Linked DNA regions of Homo sapiens: region 1 is linked to region 2. The links are chromatin contacts, found by Hi-C or POLR2A ChIA-PET in ENCODE. All regions are on one chromosome and are shown on one strand. The core of a region is the stretch at or near the end of the contact, and the rest is flanking DNA. Distances in the headings are between cores, read along the strand shown. Region 1 holds the start of SRP14 (signal recognition particle 14). Region 2 overlaps FSIP1 (fibrous sheath interacting protein 1).

Region 1 (6,481 bases), core at 3,982-6,481, 410 kb before region 2:
TTCCTTCATCCAGAACTGACCCTTAAATCAGCACACTGGAGCTACGGTGAGGCAGCTCAGAGCCCAAGGTATAGTTCCCCTCAGACTGAAACTGAAAAGTTAAACTAGCCCAGAGGCCAGTCCTCCGTAAGGTGCACAGTGTCTTGTTGCAATCTGCTCCTGTAGAATGAATCCACCTTGACGAGGAGGACGTAGAACAGCCCACTCCCAACTAAGGGACTGCAGTGTAATAATGCATCCCTTAGCTCATTTACTCCTCCCCTTGACATGAGGTAGGCACTTTTATGACTTCCCCATTTTACAGATGAGGACACTGAGGCACAGAGAGACTTAAGCAATTTTGGAATATGCAAAAAAGATTAGTGGAAACAAATACATTAAAGAAAAAGATAAACTCAAAAACAACAATAACAAAAAACAAAACAAAATAAAAAATAGTGGATGTTTCCAATGAAAAATTATACATTGATTAGAACACAGCCTTCTGGATTAGCTGATTTCTAGCCTTTTATTTCCTTTGCGCTATTTTACAACTCTGTAGGTTGTAGAGACTCAATGGCAATGCAGAGGATTCTTGTCTATGGATGTACAAATGCTTCTGTTCAGTGAAGGGACAACCCTGGGTCCCTCCTGTGCAAAATCCAATTTTACTTCCATTTACAAATTCATTCCAGAATTCCTGATGTTTACTGGATTCCCCTTTGAATGGATTGTAACATACATCTGGTTTCCTTATTAATAATAGGTTAAACATAATACAAAATTTTTTTGAGACAGCATCTCACTGTTTCCCTGACTGGAGTGCAGTGGCACAATCATGGCTTATTGCAGCCTTGACTACCCCAGCTAGGAACCCCATCCAGGAACTAGCGACTGTGTTTTTAAGCATTATACTTTCCAGGCACTGCAAAGTGTAATTGCATTAGAGTAACTGCAGCTGCAAATTAATCAACCCTAACCTGAACAAGATCCTTGACCCTAATTCAAACCCTAACCAAATTCCTGACCCTAATTCAAAACCAACTCTAATTAAACACCTAATAAATTAAAGTGTGCTCTGTCTGAGGAAAAAACACATTACCCCTGCATTTTGGGAGAGACAATCTCAGGTTGTACAAACAAGCATACTTATTCAGGTCCCTTAGGTCGGCTAGGCCCTGAGGAGCAGGGGTACTTTTCTCTGCCCGTCTTCCCATGGGGAAGTGGCCAAAGCTGGTACGGTGTTTTGTGCCCAGGGCCTTCGTTTTGCTCTTGGTGCTGCCTAGGCCTTTGATGAAGCCCCCATGATGTGGGAAAGGATTTGGGAACCATTTTCATGTCATGGTTCTCCTAGAACTGTGAAAGGGAGAGGAAAAACTGAGAGGGAGCAGGAAGGTGTGTGGCCTGCATGACTTAGAGACAGTGACCCAGCGCCATGCCTCACATACATACTGCTCTGCTCCAAGGCCAAAAGCCATTAATCTCTATTATGCATTTAAATTACAATTTGATGAATGATATGTTACCCTAATCACACATAATTGCAAGTTAGGATTTGGGGTGCTGGAAAACATCAAAATTTAACCATGTTATATTGACATAAACTCTCAATTTCATTGTACCCCTGAGCTACCTTTATTCCTGATTGATCACATACAATACCATTTTTCTCACTGATGAATTTATTTTCAGATATAGTCTTATAAATCAATGAACTTTATCATTGCTTTTACTGTTTTAATTTTTTTAATCTCAAAAATTTAAATTTAGCAACATTATTTTACTTCATAGTACTTCCTTTTATGATCCCTTTTATTTATGGCAAATGATACTGGTTTTCCACTTATGATCATGATATTAAATACACAAGTAGAAAGTGAGTCAATTTAAAGAAAAATATTAACTAACAGTACAGGTGGTATTAAGATAATGGCAGAAATCAGGATGGTGATGTTGAAATGATGGAAGGTGTGTGGTCTATAAGTAATAACACTATTTGATACTATACTGTTTATTGGGCATTTACTATGTGCTAGGCCCAATGTTATCAATGATAGCGCTGTCCAGTAGAATTTGTGATGATGGAAATGCTCTACATCTGTACTATCCAAGCCACATATTGCTACTGAATCCTTGAAATGTGGCTAGTGTGATTGAGGAATTAAAATTTTAAAATTAATTTAAACATCTATATTTACCATATTAGAGCAAGCCTAAGGCTCTTACATATAGTATTTTATACAATCTTCATAATCTCAATGAAGTAAGCATTATTTTGTTACTTTGCTAGTGAAGAGACTTAGGCCTTGAGAGGTTGCCTGAGGCCACATAATCAATAAGTAGCAGACGTAGGATCTGAACCCCGATCACTTTGACTTCTGAATAGGTGCTCTTGGTCATTTCCCACAGAAAAACAAAGCCCAAAGAATATTCCATCAGTAGTTGAATTGCACTGGATCCAGTGCAATGCACGCATTCCATGTACTAGGACATAGACATCTCTGGGGGATCATCCAGCCTGCCACCGAGATTTTTGCAGAAGTCCAGATGCTAGTGTGATTGCAATCAGATTAAACTTTCAAGATAGCTAACAGGACTCATGCAGGTGTAGATGTGAAAATTAAAAGAAAAAGAACAGCTGGTGGCAGCGGCTCATGCCTATAGACCCAAGTACTTAGGAGGCTGAGGCTGGAGGATAGCTTGAGCCTGAGAGGTGGACGCTGCAGTGAGCCGAGATTGCACCACTGCACTCTAGCCTGGGTGACAGAGTGAGACCCTGCCTCAAAAAGAAAAAGGAATCTGGGATGATTCATGGTTGTTTTTATTTGAGTAACTGGTCAGACGGTGGTGCCATTTAATAAATAGCAAAGATGTGGGAAGTAAAAAGTTTTGATTTGGTCACGTAATATCTGAGATGCTCATTACACATCCAGGTGGAACTACCAAGTGGACAGCTGAATATGCAAGTTTGGAGCTCAATACAGAGGTAAAAGCTATAATTAAAAATTGGGGAGTCATCTTCGCACACCTCAAGACTAGCAAAGATTAGAACAGTCTGGTGAAAACCCCTCCTATAGGGCCGCCAACACAAGACCACTTTGTGATGGCACCATATGAATAACCTCTAGCATGCGTGTCCAACCTTTTGGCTTCCCTGGGCCACATTGAAAGAATCGTCCTGGGCCATATGTAAAACACACTAACACTAATGATAGCTGATGAGATAAAATTTTTTTAAAAAGGGCCCATGCATAATTTTCATGATATCTGCCAATACAGATGAGCAAAAACATCCTCACATTCAAATGACTGGACACCCATGCAAGAGCCCTGGGCCTTGGTATTACTAGCTCAGAAGTCAAAGTCCTGGTTGAGAGCACCAGATTGACCCACGTTAGGTCATATGCTTGAGCCCAGGTGCTGAGGGCAGTTGAGAGAGTGACCCTCTGACCCTTCTATTTATTTATTTATTGCCTCTCACCAAAACCCACACAACAGGGGATTGCAAACAGGTTCAAATGCTGGAGAACCAAAAGCCAATACAGGTTGGCTACACAAGGTCATCAGCCTAGGGCAGGAAGTGGGCAACGGGCGCTGGCCATTTGGAAGAAAATGTGAAATCAGAGAGTGAACATATTTAAGCCATTAAGTTTGAATCTCCTAACTGGGCTCCTCATTTCCTGCCCTGTCTCTCTACAGTGCATTCTCCACAACACAGACAGGGGGATCTTTAAAAAATATAAATCAGATTTTCAGTGTTCTGTTGAAAACTTCCTTAACGAGTCTTCTCTTTGTATCTAGAACAAAATCCAGGCTTACTATGGTCACGGGCCCTACATAATCTGGTCCCCAGCTACCTCTCCATACTCCTTTACTCCTTGCTCCACAAGCCCTCCTCACCCCCACCCGCACCTGCCAGTCTTACAGACACAGGGCAACTTGTTTCCCCTTTGAAGGTTTTGCTCTAGCCGTTCCCTGTGTCTGAAACACTGTGTCCCTAGATCTTTGGATGGCTGGTCCTTTCAGCTTTCAACTCAAAGTTCTCCTTTTCGACGAGAACTCCCCTGACCCCAACCCAGGCAGTCCCCTTCCCACTCTCATTATACAGCCCTGCTTAGGCTGTCTCACGGAATTCATTATCTGAAGCTGTACTACTTACTTGTTTGCTTCATTGTTTATTTCCTCCCTGCCCCTTTAACCCAACTTCCAGGAAACCAGGAACTTAGCTTTTCTTATCCTGCTGCATCCCCAACCTCTACAACCGTGCCTGGCACAGACTGAGAGGCACTCAGCGAAAACCTCTTGTGTGGTGGAATGCTTGACTTTATAGAGGGCCCAGGGTTCAAGTTGGCTAGTGGCAGAGAGGGCTTACAACCTAGTTCTCCTGACTAATCAGAGGTAGAACTAAAGACTGGGCTCCAGCCCCTCATTTTTTTTTTTTTTTTTTTTTTTTTTGAGACGGAGTCTCGCTCTGTCTTCCAGGCTGGAGTGCAGTGGCGCGATCTCAGCTCACTGCAAGCTCTGCCTCCTGGGTTCACGCCATTCTCCTGCCTCAGCCTCCCGAGTAGCTAGGATTACAGGTGCCCGCCACCACGCCCGGCTAACTTTTTTGTATTTTTAGTAGAGACAGCGTTTCACCGTGTTAGCCAGGATGGTCTCAATCTCCTGACCTCGTGATCCACCCGCCTCGGCCTCCCAAAGTGCCGGGATTACAGGCGTGAGCCACCACGCCCGGCCCAGCCCTTCTGGCTAGAGCTGCAGGTCAGCGTTTAGGGAGAGTTTAAAGGATCTCTACAGGAACTTATAATGACAATAATGAAAAGAACAATAGCTGATACCTACTGAACACGCTCTATGTGCCAGGCACTGTTCTACGTATTTAATCTGAGTTTCATTTACGCTTCACGACCACACTGCGCGGTAGATACTATCATTACCCTTACTTTATGGATAAGGAAACTGAGTCACTGAGTTGTTAGGTTACCTGCCCAGCATACAGCTGAATATAAATCGTACGCTGCTATCAAAACTTTCTTTTGCTCTCACTCCGTCACACTGGCTGGGGTGAGACGATTTCTCGCATGTGACGACCCAGGACAGCCCCAGCGCCTCCGGGTCACAGGCCCCCGGACGTCCCAGGGCGCGGGCGCTAGGCGGGCGGGGAGGGGGGAGGGCGCAGGCCGGGATTGGTGGAAGAGAAGAGATTGGTGGAAGACAATGGAAGTCTAGTAGCGGAAGTCCCGCCCAGCCTAGGCCGAACTTCCGGCTCTCACTGCTAGGGGCTTAAGCGGAGGGAGTCGAGCCAGCGTCGCCGCGATGGTGTTGTTGGAGAGCGAGCAGGTATGGCTAGGCCTGGCCGGCCGAGGGAAGGGGGCGGCTCAGGCGTTACTCGAGACCTGTGCCTCCTGCAGGAGGACCAGGGCCTTGACGCGGCAGGACGAGGATTTGGGGCTGGCTAACGGGGCTGGGCCTGTTGTTTTCCAGTTCCTGACGGAGCTGACCAGACTTTTCCAGAAGTGCCGGACGTCGGGCAGCGTCTATATCACCTTGAAGAAGTGTAAGCAGCGGGAGGGGAGCCGGGCGATGCTCCCTGGGTTCCCGGTGTCTGGGAGCCACCGGAGTCTGTCTGCCGCGGACCGCCGCCTTCCTCTACCTTTCCCCACCCTGTACTGAGCACATTCGGGGCTTCGGGCCCGGAAAATAGTAGGGATTGTAGCTGGCTCAGTCCCCAGCACTGAGCCGCCTAGGTTGCTTCTGGTAACAATGGGCCCCAAGCAGCCCAGGGCTCTTTGTCAGGGATCCCAGACGCCGCCACTTTGAGTGGAATTTAACGTGCTTCGATATTACATGTTTCCGTCGTGGAAATAATAGTTTCTCCAGGGTTTCGCCAGACCGTGATAGCAGATGAGGTGTTTAACAAAACTAGAGCAGCGGGGCTGGGTTAGGTCATCACTTACCCCACTCCTCTGTTTTAACTGTTTGTCTGCCGCTCAGCCACGTACGCGGCCGTGTTCACCAGGATGCATTTTTTCCTTCAGATGACGGTCGAACCAAACCCATTCCAAAGAAGGGTACTGTGGAGGGCTTTGAGCCCGCAGACAACAAGTGTCTGTTAAGAGCTACCGATGGGAAGAAGAAGATCAGCACTGTGGTGAGCTTAATTTCTAAGGCTGTCTTTTGAAATGTAAAGACTTGAACTTAACAGAGGATGGGGCGTTTCTGAACCAGGCTTTTATTTGTTTTTCCCTTTTGCCCTGTGTGGCTATTTTTGAGACCAGGACCTTCCTATACTTTAGTAGTGGAAACCTCAAGAATAAAATAAGAAGGTAGAGGTCAGACAGTCGTTAGTTCTGCTAAAGCTCTTGTGGAAATGAAAGTAGCATATTGGTCCTTATTCGTAGTACTGTAAGGAGCAGCTGGCATAAATATTTGATTCCTTAGCCCCTTACTGTGCTGGGCCTTCAATAAGCAGTTTCTTGGTACCAGGTGATGCTATTATTTC
Region 2 (6,126 bases), core at 2,115-4,614:
GCTGTGACCTTGGCTTTCTCTCCCTGGCTCCAATTCATATTCTCCCTCTAGTGGTGCTGCCTCTGGCTGCCCTAGGTAAATCCTAGGCCTCCAAAGGATTTTCTCCTTTGACTCTTGCCTTCTTGGACAGTACTCTGCTGCTCTCGTCCCAGATATGCCAGTAGAAACCACCTATTAATCCATGAGCCCCAAGGATCCTGAAGCATCACTTTGCCTCCTATCTCCTATGGCGTTGACAGTGTTGGCCATAACCCTGCAGTACCTGCACCCAGCCAGTGCCAGCATGTGAGCCTTGTTGACAGTCTGCAGAGGCTGGTTGGAGCTGCTAACCCTGTGCTTCCAGGCCCACGCTGTTTGGTTTGGTTCGAGTTGCCCTTCAGAGCCCTGCCCAGCCCTGACTTGGAAGCTGTTGCTTATTGTGTCTTAGTGTGGAGCAGTGGGGCCTGAGGCAAAAGTATATTGCTGCTGCTTCATTAGTGAAAGCATCACCAGAGAAACAGAAGTGGGGAACAAGAGAAGTGAAGCAAAGAAAGAGAGTAAATATAAGAGCTGTATCATTGACCTGACTACTGCTTGCTAGCAAGTACAGCTGATTGATCTTGTGGGACATATGCAGAGAGATGCCATGTGGGTGACTTGTGGGACACATGCAGAGAGATGCCATGTGGGTGACTTGTGGGACATATGCAGAGAGATACCATGTGGGTGACTTGTGGGACATATGCAGAGAGCTGCCATGTGGGTGACTGCACTTCAGGGAGTCTTTCTGGGGGAAAGTAACTCCTTCACTGCCTTCCCTCTCCCCTTGGTCAAAGTCTGCCCCAAGGGGCATGAATTCTCTTGCACTTCTGGTTTGTACAAGCCTAGAAGTGGCCAGCTGATCATCCCACACCTTATTAGCAACTCACACCTCATCAGCAATAGACAAGAAATCCTGGGAAGGAGCCAAGAGGGGCTTGCTGTACCCATGGGTGACTTGAGGGGCCATGGCAGTGGCATCAGAAGTGACATCCAGGTCTACACCTGTGAGAGCAGCACAGGCCATGTTAGATCTGCTCAGCCTGGCAGCAGGCAAGTGCTCAGCCCGGCAGCAGGCAAGTGCACAGGTCTGGATGATGGGTAATCTGAATCCAGTCACGTTGAGCAGTGTAATGTCAGTGCAGCCTGGCCGTTTGACTTGTGTATGCTGCTGGGAAACTTCTTGGGCATGTAAGGAAATACTCAGTTTTCTTTTCCAGTTCCCAGGGTTGAGCATCTTTTTGAGGGGTCTCTCTTATATGGGTGGGGCCTAGCTGAGTGTTCTCTGTGATTGGGGTGAGGGGGGAAGGGTCCAGATAGTGCTACACTAGTGAGATGCTTCTCACAATAAGAGGCAGAGGAGCTGCTGGTGATCGTGGCACTGATCAAGTATTAAGGGCTCATGTCTCTGGAAAGCAGAAGTCCTGGTACCTGAAGCCTTGTCTAACTGTATTCATCCATTTTCACACTGCTGTAAAAATACTACGTAATTTATAAAGAAAAGAGGTTTAATTGACTCCCAGTTCCGAATGGCTGGGGAGGCCTTAGGAAACTTAGGATCATGGCGGAAGGCAGAGGCACATCTTACATGGCAGCAGGCAAGAGAGAGAGCACACGGGGGAAACTGTCACTTTTAAAACCATCAGATCTTGTGAGAACTTTCTCACTATCACAAGAACAGCATGGGGGAAACCACCCCTGTGTTCCAATCACCTCCCACTAGATCCCTCCCTCAGCACATGAGGATTACAATTTGAGATAAGATTTGGGTGGGGACACAGAGCCAAACCATATCGCTGACCTACGGGCAGACTGTGCAAGGCCAGGTACTACCTTCCAGGCCATGCCACATCTCCACCTTCTTTCAGCACCAGTACAAGGTGGAGGGTTTTGGATACACTCCCCTGACCTGGCCTTAAATGAACCCCTGTTTGGGAAGATCCTTTACAGACACAGCACCTCCATCTTCAGGCCAGCTCAACACAGAAGACACATGTTGAAGATCCCAGAGACAGAGTTCTGAGGATACCTTCTCTTCAATTGTGAAGTTTAGATGATATCAAGCAAAGTATTTAAAGTTCTAGAGACTCCTGTGGGCATACATAAGTTCTTTAGGTTTCATTTATACCAGATTTCTCCAATGTGACTCATCTATCAGCTGATTTCCTGCAAGAGGGTGAGGTTTAATCTGGATCCATTGGAGGTTAAGGTATTTAAATAGCTAATGGCCTCCTTGACTACTGACCCCATCACAACCTTCCTTGACCCAACTTATCTCTACACAGTAAAAATAGGCATCATCAAACTGAGAGTACAGAAGGCCTTCACCCATGCAAATGATACTCATAACTAATAATAGCCAATAAACAGTCTTGCCAAGCAGTGGGAGCTAGCTGCTCTAAAGTAACAAACTGGATCTACTTCCCGGAGTAGGGGGTGGAGTAGGTTCCAGTTCCCTCGGAGCATGAGAACTACTCAATCAGGGGCCCCTTTTTAGGCTCTTTATGCAAATCTGTGCACCTCATCTCCTGGCCAGGCTTTTTTAGCTGGGAGTTTGGGGCAGAGGTGCCAGGCCCCCTCCAGCTGTAGAGCTGGGCCCCAGACTTGTTTCGGGAAAGGAAGTGATAGACATGTGATAACAGGGCCATTCCGGCGACTTGCTCAGAACAAAGGGCATCTGATCCAAGTGGACTTGCTGTCTCTACTGCTAGAAAACAGCTACTGTTGGCAATCCTCAAATGGTAATTGTCCCACAAAATGAAAACATAAGAGTCCATTTTCACCAGTCACCCTGTTAGAAAGCAAAGTCACCCTGTTAGAAAGCACAGTCTGGCTCTCCTGCCGAGCACCTCCACACTTTTCTGCTTATGTCCCCGGCAAGCCATGTTTCTAGCCCTTTTTCAAATAGTAGGACTTGAGAATCCTACCTCCTGCTTCTAGCTCCCTCGATCCATGCTCATCCCTAACTTACACACTGGGGTCCCGCTGGCAGCCCACCTCTCTCATTCTGGTACATAGAAACAGAAAGCTTGGATCCTTGAAGCCATGGAGCCAGCCCGGGCACCTGGGCCACGGGAGACGAGCCATCACAGAATGCCCAGGGCCACAGCAGCCTCTCACCAGGCAAACCCATAAGGCAAGCCCTGCCTCACCCGGCTGTTTGGGGAAGATGGGTAGCCTAGGCATGGGTGGGGTCTGATTCTGCACGGTGACTTTGCCATGCCAGGCCCCACATAAAAAGGGCTTCCCACACCACCACAACGTTCATGACCTCGCTTCAGAGCTGTTTGCCGTGACCTACTTCACACTCAGTATTATTCTGTCCACTGAGCCTCCTGGCTGCTGACCTGGGAGCTGACTCACTTTCCTGTTTACAGCCTTGCCTCAACCCTCACTCTTGATGGTGGTTTACATAGTTTCTCTGGCAATGATATTTGCTTCCTTTTTGACTAGAGTTCAGATTCTCTTCTGGCCAGACAGCCTCTGACTATTCTGGTGAAAAATATGCCAGATTGTCCCTGGCCCCCAGGACCCTTTGTCCTTGGTTTGGCTTCTTAAGAGCAGTCTACCTGCCGGACTTGCCTTTATATGATTGGGGTAGCCTCAGTGTAAGAGAGGAAGGTGGGAGAATGGAAAAGGGAGGGAAGGAGCTAGGAGAGGAAGGAAGAACAAGCCCTTTTCTCCTATGAATCCTTAGCGCCATTGATACAGACATTAAAATGAACACCAATTATTTTTCCCCCTTGATTTTTAGATGTGTTTAATCCAAAAGAGCTATAGCAAGTGATGTGAGCCTATTGTGAGCATTCAGACTCGATAGTGCTGTTCTGTAGCCTAACTGGAGTGCCTTTATTTTTCTATGCACAGGTAGGTATTTTCTGACAACTAGTTCTACATTTATATCTCAAATAACTCTTCAGTGAGTACCCAGATTTAATGAGATCAGTGAAGTTTGGAAACACTTCCATCATTAATCTTGTAGTTGACTATAGAACTAAATTAAGTGGCAGGTTCCTTCTGATGGTTACGTACTTCATAGTAATTATAGTTCAAAAATATGATATTTTTGAATCCCTGTTCTGTTGATACCTTCTTGTTTGGGAAATCACCTTACCCACAGCCCTGCCAAAACCTTGGGCTTGGATGGTTGTGTTTCTACCATGTGACCCTCAGTTCAGATGTTTGGACCAGTGGTGGACACTTGAACCTGACACAGGCAGTCCATCAACCTGGCCAGTGACCAACCAGGTTATCTTGCTTGAAAATTTAAGCAAAAGAATATAGAGAGCTAAAGGACATAGTCAGTTGTTGGTGGGTGTGATACTCTTACAGAGTCAGTTCATGCTACATAGGCAAGCTGAGGTTGTGAGAAAGCAGAAACCATCAATAAGCAGAGAAAGCTGGTTTGCAGAGAAGAGGATGCATCAGGCAGGCAGTGAGTGAAGAGATGACATGGACCCAGAAAGACAGATGGGGCACATGACTGGTGCCTGGTGGTTTCTCAGCTCTAGACTCTGAAAGGCCAGTCTATACTCTTATTTCCTGCTTGTCGTTGTCCATGAAATGACTTCTTTGATCTTACAGCAAACCTCAACCCTACCACCTCTTTTTTTGACATAAGGGTTTCTGTTCCTTATAGCCAAAAAACCTTGACTAAAATAGACTACTACGGAGGTGTTGCCAGTAGTGGTTGCAATAGAGAGCTATAAACTTATATCTTCGTCATTAAGCAAACGGTGGAATGTTTTTTAGTTGCTTATTTGGAAGTAGAACTAGGTGTCATTAAAATCTGTGTACATCCATATTCTCCTTGTTAATCATTTAGAACATTCTAGCTTTCCACCCTTTTCTCACTTGTGATAATGGTATTGGTTTCATAGGGTGGGTCTTTAGGAGTGCTGTTTGGGGGAAATAAAAAACACCCGAAGTAAGCTTACATCAAAGGACAAGATTGCTTCTGCTGGTTTATAATGGGTAGACTTTCTGATTATCTGCACCAGGGACATAATCTTGATTGCCTTGTCAAGAAATCCATTGCCCAATTAACTGGAGATTTTTATGGCTGGAGAAACTCCGGATATATAGCATAGGAGGTGGGGCAGGGATGAGAGTGAGGTAATCCACAGTCTGTGTTCCATCTCCAGCAATTACAAGTTGCATTCCTCATCAAATTTAGCTTCTACATCAAACTGGCATTTATCTGGGTGGAGATGTGTAAACAGTGGGTATCCTGGGAATGGAGCTGTGGCTGGGTTTTTTTTTTTAATGAGCTAAAAGAGAGGGCACTATATATGTTTGCATAAAACATACACTGTGTACATTTGCATAAAACGTACACACAAAAGCCAATCTGGGCAATAAAGTCCCAAGTTAAGTAAACTGTTCTGCGGGGAGAGTTTCTGTATCTGATAGAATGGACAGAAAAATGAGCAGCAGTTGGGAAAAGGACACTTGGAGGGTGGTAGAGGGAGAACTCATTTACAGCGAGTGGCAGTGTAGCCATGTGGCTAGACACTTAGGTTCTGGACCCAGACTACCTGGATTCAAATTTCAAGTCCACGGTTTAGAAGCTATATGACCTTGGAGAGGTTACTTCATTTCTTAGTGCTTCAGTTTCTTCATCTGCAAAGTGGAAATAACAATAGTTTCTACCTAATAGGTTTATTGCAAAATTAAAGGAATCAATACATGTATTATGCCTAGAGCAGAGTCTAGTCTGCTTAGTGAATGCTACCTATTTATTATTATTCTGTAAGACATAACCTAGTGTGCCAACCAGATGCAAGATGCAGCAGAACTAAAACTGCATGTGTATTCTATTCTTTTCCTGATGAAAAATCCAATAGATTTACTCTTTTACTATGAAATGTGTGTGTATTGGCTGAAACGAGAAAGAAGATTCATAAAAGAGCTACTAAAATGAAGGTGGGAAGAGAGGGGCTTTCATATACAGAGTGAAAAGAGATTGGGTTCTGGCCTGGAAAAATGAGGACTGAGATGCACTATGTTGAGTTTTATGAAGGATAGGAATAGTATGAATAATAACTTGTTTATGGAATACTGGGAAATTAGAGCTGGCACGAAAGATGAATACTTTGAGGTGAATAC

Evidence for each region. Hi-C counts contacts between places; a loop is a spot of excess contacts on that map. ChIA-PET counts read pairs that join two places held with the same protein, here RNA polymerase II (POLR2A). Pooled maps may share reads with other maps.
Region 1: a loop to region 2 is called in a pooled map, with 2.3 times the contacts of the local background. The contact joins the promoter of SRP14 here to the enhancer-like site in region 2. A Hi-C loop is called at or near these places in 7 of 50 pooled maps. POLR2A ChIA-PET finds 5 or more read pairs at or near these places in 2 of 52 experiments (activated CD4-positive, alpha-beta T cell and activated T-cell).

Annotation. Positions count from the first base shown.
Region 1 is chr15:40,037,931-40,044,411 of GRCh38, reverse strand. SRP14 (signal recognition particle 14) reads left to right here and starts at 5,231. Exons shown (of 5, transcript NM_003134.6): 1 at 5,231-5,319; 2 at 5,464-5,536; 3 at 6,018-6,130. The coding sequence starts at 5,296. SRP14-DT (SRP14 divergent transcript) reads right to left here and starts at 5,101. Exons shown (of 3, transcript NR_040060.1): 1 at 4,964-5,101. It overlaps LOC124903471 (a long non-coding RNA gene), which reads right to left. Exons shown (of 2, transcript XR_007064596.1): 2 at 6,003-6,481. RefSeq lists a silencer at 5,028-5,237 and enhancers at 4,323-5,267, 5,318-5,497, 5,518-5,567, 5,268-6,213.
Region 2 is chr15:39,622,174-39,628,299 of GRCh38, reverse strand. All of the region lies in intron 10 of FSIP1 (fibrous sheath interacting protein 1), which reads left to right. Among named protein-coding and RNA genes, the nearest start is that of THBS1-IT1, 39 kb to the right of the region's middle. RefSeq lists an enhancer at 4,435-4,524. Within about 2 kb of position 3,364, at least 19 of the 41 ENCODE cell types and tissues checked have a DNase peak (open chromatin) inside an H3K27ac peak, as active enhancers do.